2 separate regions of the Homo sapiens genome follow, and region 2 is linked to region 1. A link is a contact called in ENCODE Hi-C data. All regions are on one chromosome and are shown on one strand. Each heading gives the region's core, a stretch centred on a gene start or an enhancer-like site at or near the end of the contact. The rest is flanking DNA. Distances are from core to core; before and after follow the strand shown.

Region 1 (2,700 bases), core at 99-2,598:
GGAAGCTTCTTTCATCTCTCACTGAACCCTCCCCTAGCTGACCCCTGTTTCACAGGGCTCCCTCTATTATGACGCAAACCACAGCGTCAAAAATGAGGCTGGGGGTATCTCAAGACAAGACCCTCCTCTCACCACCTGAAATAGGGCCAACCAGAGAGAGATAAGGGATCCCTGAAAGTCTCTTCAGGTTACTCAAAGCCTTCACGAACAAGACAGACAAGACTAGGCGCCCAACTCAAATCACAGTTCTGGGGTCGTGTTCGGAGAGTTTAAATAATCCTTTCCATCACTCTCAATATCATTCCTTCCCCGACCAGTCAGGAGTCTCATCACCCCCAAAACTGAAATAAATATAAATCTCTAAACTGACCAGCTCGTTCTGTACTTTAAAGATGACAGGGTTCTGGCTGCATCCCTGAAACTCAAAAGGATCTATTCAAAACCCCTCAAACTGACTAGAATTTCCTCACACTCCCGAAACTAAGCAAGGATTCTTTTGCATCGCTCGGAAACTGGCAGCGTTTCCTTGCAGCCCCCCCTCAAACTGATGAGAGCTCCCTAGTCTCCCCAAATGTTCAGGTACCTCACAGTATATCCTAAAACTGACAGTAATAGCCTCGCAGCCCCCAAAACTTACAGGAATCTTAACGCTTCCCCAACTGACAGGAACCTCCTCACGCCCCAAACCTGACAAGAACGTCTTCAGTCCAGAATCCTACAGGGACCTCCTCATGCTTTGGGCTGCAAGGACTCCACGCCCGCGGAGCTCAGCCCCAGCGACACGCCGGCAGCCGGGCTAGCTCCGGGACTGCGAAGCGCCTCAGCGGAGGCTCGTCCGGTAGTTCCGGCCCCTACGGCGACGCGCGTCGAATTCTGGGATAGTCCCCGTACCGCCGGGAACCTCGCTCGCCTTCCCCTCGAGCCCCCCGCTGGGTCGCGCGGCGCCAGCCGCTCAACGGTGCTTCAGAGCAGCCTCCTCCACAACATTCCCCTCGGCCCGGCCGTTCGGGCCTACTGGAGACCGCGGCTTGGGCCTAGTCTGGCGGCCGCCCGGCGAACGGGCAAGTGGCGTCGTCGCTGGGCCGGCAGGAGATACTCGCGAGCAAACCAACGGGGAAAGAGATGAACCGGCCGCCACGTCCGAGGCACACGGCCCGAAAAGTCGCTGGGAGAAGCCCAGTGGCGGTGGTAGGCAATTCGGAGTAGTCAATAAAGTTTATTCAAAACAATGAGGAAGTTGAGGCGGAGAGGGGAGGAGAAATACGGGATAAACAGCTACCATGTTGAGAGTGGCGGCGCTACCCAGACAACCAAGGCGACCGCCATCTTATGAGGGCTGGACTCGCGAGGTGAGCGCGGCGGAGGCGGGGAACCGCGAGCCGCCGGCTCCCGGGTGACGTCATCGGGGGGGCGGGGCGCCACCTTGAGAAAGGAGGGCGGTTCTCAGCCACCTTTGGACCCGCTCGTCTCTTTAAGGTGCCCAATCGCCGCTGAAGACCTTGAGCCCAGAGGCGGAGAAGCCGCCATCTTAGGCGAGGCAGACGTTTGGCTCCATTTTGAGTGGGGCCCGAAACTTCCTAGCCTTCCCCCTCCTCCGGGCAAACAGGGAGTTCAGCTACCCCGACTCGCACACTCCTCCTCCCCAGCCTTCTCCTCCTATGAGAGGAGGTGAACTCGGTGACTCCAAACTACAAAATTAATAGGTGGCGGCGGGGGCGGGCTTCAGCCGGGGTAGAGGCGGAGTACTCACCGCGGCTCCTGTTCATTGAGCACCTTCGATAGGCTGGGCTCTTTCCCACGGTCTCTGCGTTGTTGGTTCTTCCCCCTGTGAAGGAAGCTCTGTGATTATCACCAAATGAAGGCAGGGGCTTCGAGAAGCCAAGTGACTTGAGTCCCGGAGCAGGGACGTTGAACCTTGTGCCCTGTGCTACCCGCGTTCTGTCCCCAGGCCCTCAGTGTAGTTCCTCTGTAAAGCTGCTGCCAACTCCACAACTCCCTCTGAACTCTTCTTTGACCCTACTGTTTCACTTCAGTTCAAATACAGTTCAAGGATTTGTTTGCACCTGTCCCACAATTTTCTGACTATAGCCTGAGGGGAGGGGAGAGGAGGGGGGATGAGAGGAAAGGCTGAGTTAGTGGAGCTTTGCTGAGTTAGTGGAGCTTCGTACATATGCTTCAAGATGGCCTAGGTTTTCTCAAACATTCTAGAAAATTCTCTAGGAGTTATCTTACTATTTCATTTTCTTAAAGGGTCCCATTGCTTTAAAAAGGAAATGTGTGCGTGCACACAATTTACTAACCAGTGATGGTGGGGTAGGCCCTGGGGATGCAATGGTGAAAACAGGGCCTCTGGAGTGGGAGGGCATCTGCCAGTGCAGGAAACAAAGTTGCGAGTAAACAATTGGAATAGAAGGCACAGTAAGCACACAAATACCACCTGCAAAATGACCTTTGCAAAATGCAACATGAAGCTACAAAAGAGCCTTACAAGCTGCTTGCAGCTGCTGTAAGAAAGACGGCAGGGGGACATGGACGATTAAGTTCACTTAAATAAACAAGCGAGAACATTGTACTCAAAAGGATCAACGTGTACAAATGCATGGAGGCACATAGAAAAATATTTACTAGAAGTTGAATATTGTTGGAACAAGGAAAACAGAAGAGAGATAGGTAGGAGGTCAAACAGTAAAGGGTCACAAC
Region 2 (2,700 bases), core at 86-2,585, 2.7 Mb after region 1:
TGGGGATATAATCCATTCCCTTGTCTTTAACTATCACCTCTATGTTGCTGTCTCCCACATCAGTATGTCTAGTTCCAACTACTCTTCTAGCTCTAAAATATTGCCTCTCTCAATGCCTCCCTCACATCTTTTCATTAAGCTACAGCTACATCTGACTTTTCTGTCTTTATTAGTAGCATTTGGCACAAAACCACGGGGTCATTTATTTCCCAAATATTTACTGAGTACCTAATTTGTGTAAAGGGCTGTGCTGGTTACTTGGAGGAAGGTAGAAGGGTGGAGATAAGAGATAGTTATAGTAGTAAATGCTTTACATGTATTATCCCTGGTTATGGAAACACCTTTGCAAGGAAAAAATTATGGCCTAGAAACCAAAGTTCCAAGAATTTAAATAATTACTCAAAGAGCTCAGAGCTTGTAAACAGCAGAGTTTAACAGGCACTTCTACTCTGGCATTAAGGACTAAGCTCTCTCCATTTAAAAAAACAAAAAACAAACAAAAAGCACTGAGAACAAAGCTGAAGAAGTGTGATCTAGTTTGTCCATAGCTAAAGGGAGATGGATGTGTAGGCTATTTTAATAATGAAGGTCTAAGAAGTTCCAGAAGCCTTTTCTTCTGAGACACGTGGTACTTTCTTCTGGTTACCATAAATCATAGAATATAACATATCATCACTAGTAAGATGGGTCATTATTTTCCATACCTACAAGAAAGAAAAAAAAAAGCTGCCAACTAAAGTATAGTGTACCATCAATTGTTAGGTCGCAGAGATTTCCTAGATATTCAAATTTGGGGAAAAACATAATAAGCCTTCAAAAATTACAAATTTGCTTAAAAAATAAAGAAAAAATGATCTTAGATTCTATGACATACGGTGAATTCATTTTCCACATTCAATTTCCATGGTTTGTGCTAGTGTGCTATTCTGCACTCTAGTCAACTTACATGTTTGCATATTGCTTTTTAAATGTTTGTAGCTAGTTTCACAGCTCTGTGATGTGCATCTGCAGCTGGCTTGTAAAGCTCTTCAATAATTTATTTGGTTACCGCCCACCCCCGCGTCCCTCCCACACATATAAGCCATTCAGAGTTTACCACTTAAAGGTAAACTTGAATTTCTTCTCATCTTAAAATTGCATAAATTATATTAAATTCTCAATAAATTTATTTACATTTAGTGGGGGTGGGGCGCGATGGAAAAACACTATATTAAATAACGACATCGGTTTTTAACACCCATCCTAATAGAAACATTAAAATAGAATGGGGTAGGGAGGAGGGGTGGAGGCGGAGAAGGGATGTACGTCTCAGGATACAGGAAATACGGTAAGAGCGAAACAGGAGGAAGCCAGCTCTGTGCCTGGAGGGGACTCGCCGCCATCTCAGGTCTCTTGGCTTTGCCAGGGCCCACCGGAGAAAACTGACGACCCGTTTCTGTAATCCTTATGGGAGACCAACCTTGTGCCTCCGGGAGATCCACTCTCCCACCTGGAAACGCACGGGAAGCCAAGCCTCCAAAAAAGCGCTGCCTCCTCGCTCCGCGTTGGGATTATCCGGAAGGAACTCCCAACGGAGGTAGTACCACTCTACCCTCCGCACCTCCTCCTGCATCAGCCGGCCTGAAGTCGCACCCTCCTCCTCCGGAGAAGTAGAGAAATAAATTTCTCCCACCCTAAACCAGGTCAGATTCTTTCTCATCTAGGACATCTAGGCTCTTTGAAACTTATTTATGCATTCTCACAAATTTCCTTCCCCTTTTCCCTGTTCTTTCCATGATTTCAAAATAGAAAAAATAACATGCAGGGATTAAGCAGCTCTTTCACAAAATATGCTTGAATGAAATGATGGATATTTAACGACATTAAATAATTATTTGTAATATTTTAGATGAAATAATTGTAGTTATATTTTCTAAGAAATAGACTTGAATCTTTTGATTTGCTTGAAAGTAAGTCATTGGTGCCAAGGTGGAGGGAAAGTGTAATAAAAATGCTCATGAGTTGATAATTTAAAGCTGGGTGATGTATATGTAGGGATTTATTATATTATTCTCTCTACTTTTGCGTGCATTGGAAAATTTTTTTGTTAAAAAAAAAAAGGCTGGTTCAAGGCCAATAAAAAGCATCTGTTGAAGGCCAGCCTTCAGAAGTGTATGTCTTTCTCTGTGTAAGGCAGGAGAGTTGAATTTTTTTTTTTAAAGCTACAATGTGATAGTCAAATCCAAGTGCCATAATGTTTGCTTGTTCAAGGTATTCAGGAAGGGTGGAGGATGGACCAAGTCACTGCCTGGTAGTAATCATGAGCCATCAAAAAGGAGGAGTAGGGGGGCGGACGCGGTGGCTCACGCCTATTATCCTAGCACTTTGGGATGCCGAGGTGAGCAGATCAGGTCAGGAGTTCGAGACCAGCGTGGCCAACACGGTGAAACCCCGTCTCTACTAAAGTTACAAAAATTAGCCAGGCGTGATGGTGGACGCCTGTAATCTCAGCAACTCGGGAGGCTAAGGCAGGACAATCATTTGAACCTGGAAGGCAGAGGTTGCAGTGAGCCGAGATCGCGCCATTGCTCTCCAGCCTGGGCGACAATAGCAAAAAACTACGTCTCAAAAAAAAAAAAAAAAAAAAAAAAAAAAAAAAAGGAAGGAGGAACTTTGGGTGGGCCTTAAAGGTTGAGTGACATCTGCCATGTGGAGGGGCAG

What was found. A loop is a pair of places that touch in the nucleus more often than their neighbours do. Pooled maps may share reads with other maps.
Region 2: a loop to region 1 is called in a map of naive thymus-derived CD4-positive, alpha-beta T cell, with 14 times the contacts of the local background. The contact joins the promoter of NBDY here to the promoter of PHF8 in region 1. A Hi-C loop is called at or near these places in 1 of 168 maps with a recorded cell type or tissue (naive thymus-derived CD4-positive, alpha-beta T cell), 1 of 37 single-sample maps with no recorded cell type and 8 of 50 pooled maps.

What each region holds. Positions count from the first base shown.
Region 1 is chrX:54,043,125-54,045,824 of GRCh38, forward strand. PHF8 (PHD finger protein 8) reads right to left here and starts at 1,349. Exons shown (of 22, transcript NM_015107.3): 1 at 638-1,349. RefSeq lists enhancers at 1,021-1,270, 1,481-1,940 and a silencer at 1,291-1,460.
Region 2 is chrX:56,727,908-56,730,607 of GRCh38, forward strand. It overlaps NBDY (negative regulator of P-body association), which reads left to right and starts at 1,336. Exons shown (of 3, transcript NM_001348129.2): 1 at 1,336-1,682. The coding sequence starts at 1,447. The coding sequence ends at 1,653. RefSeq lists an enhancer at 1,377-1,456.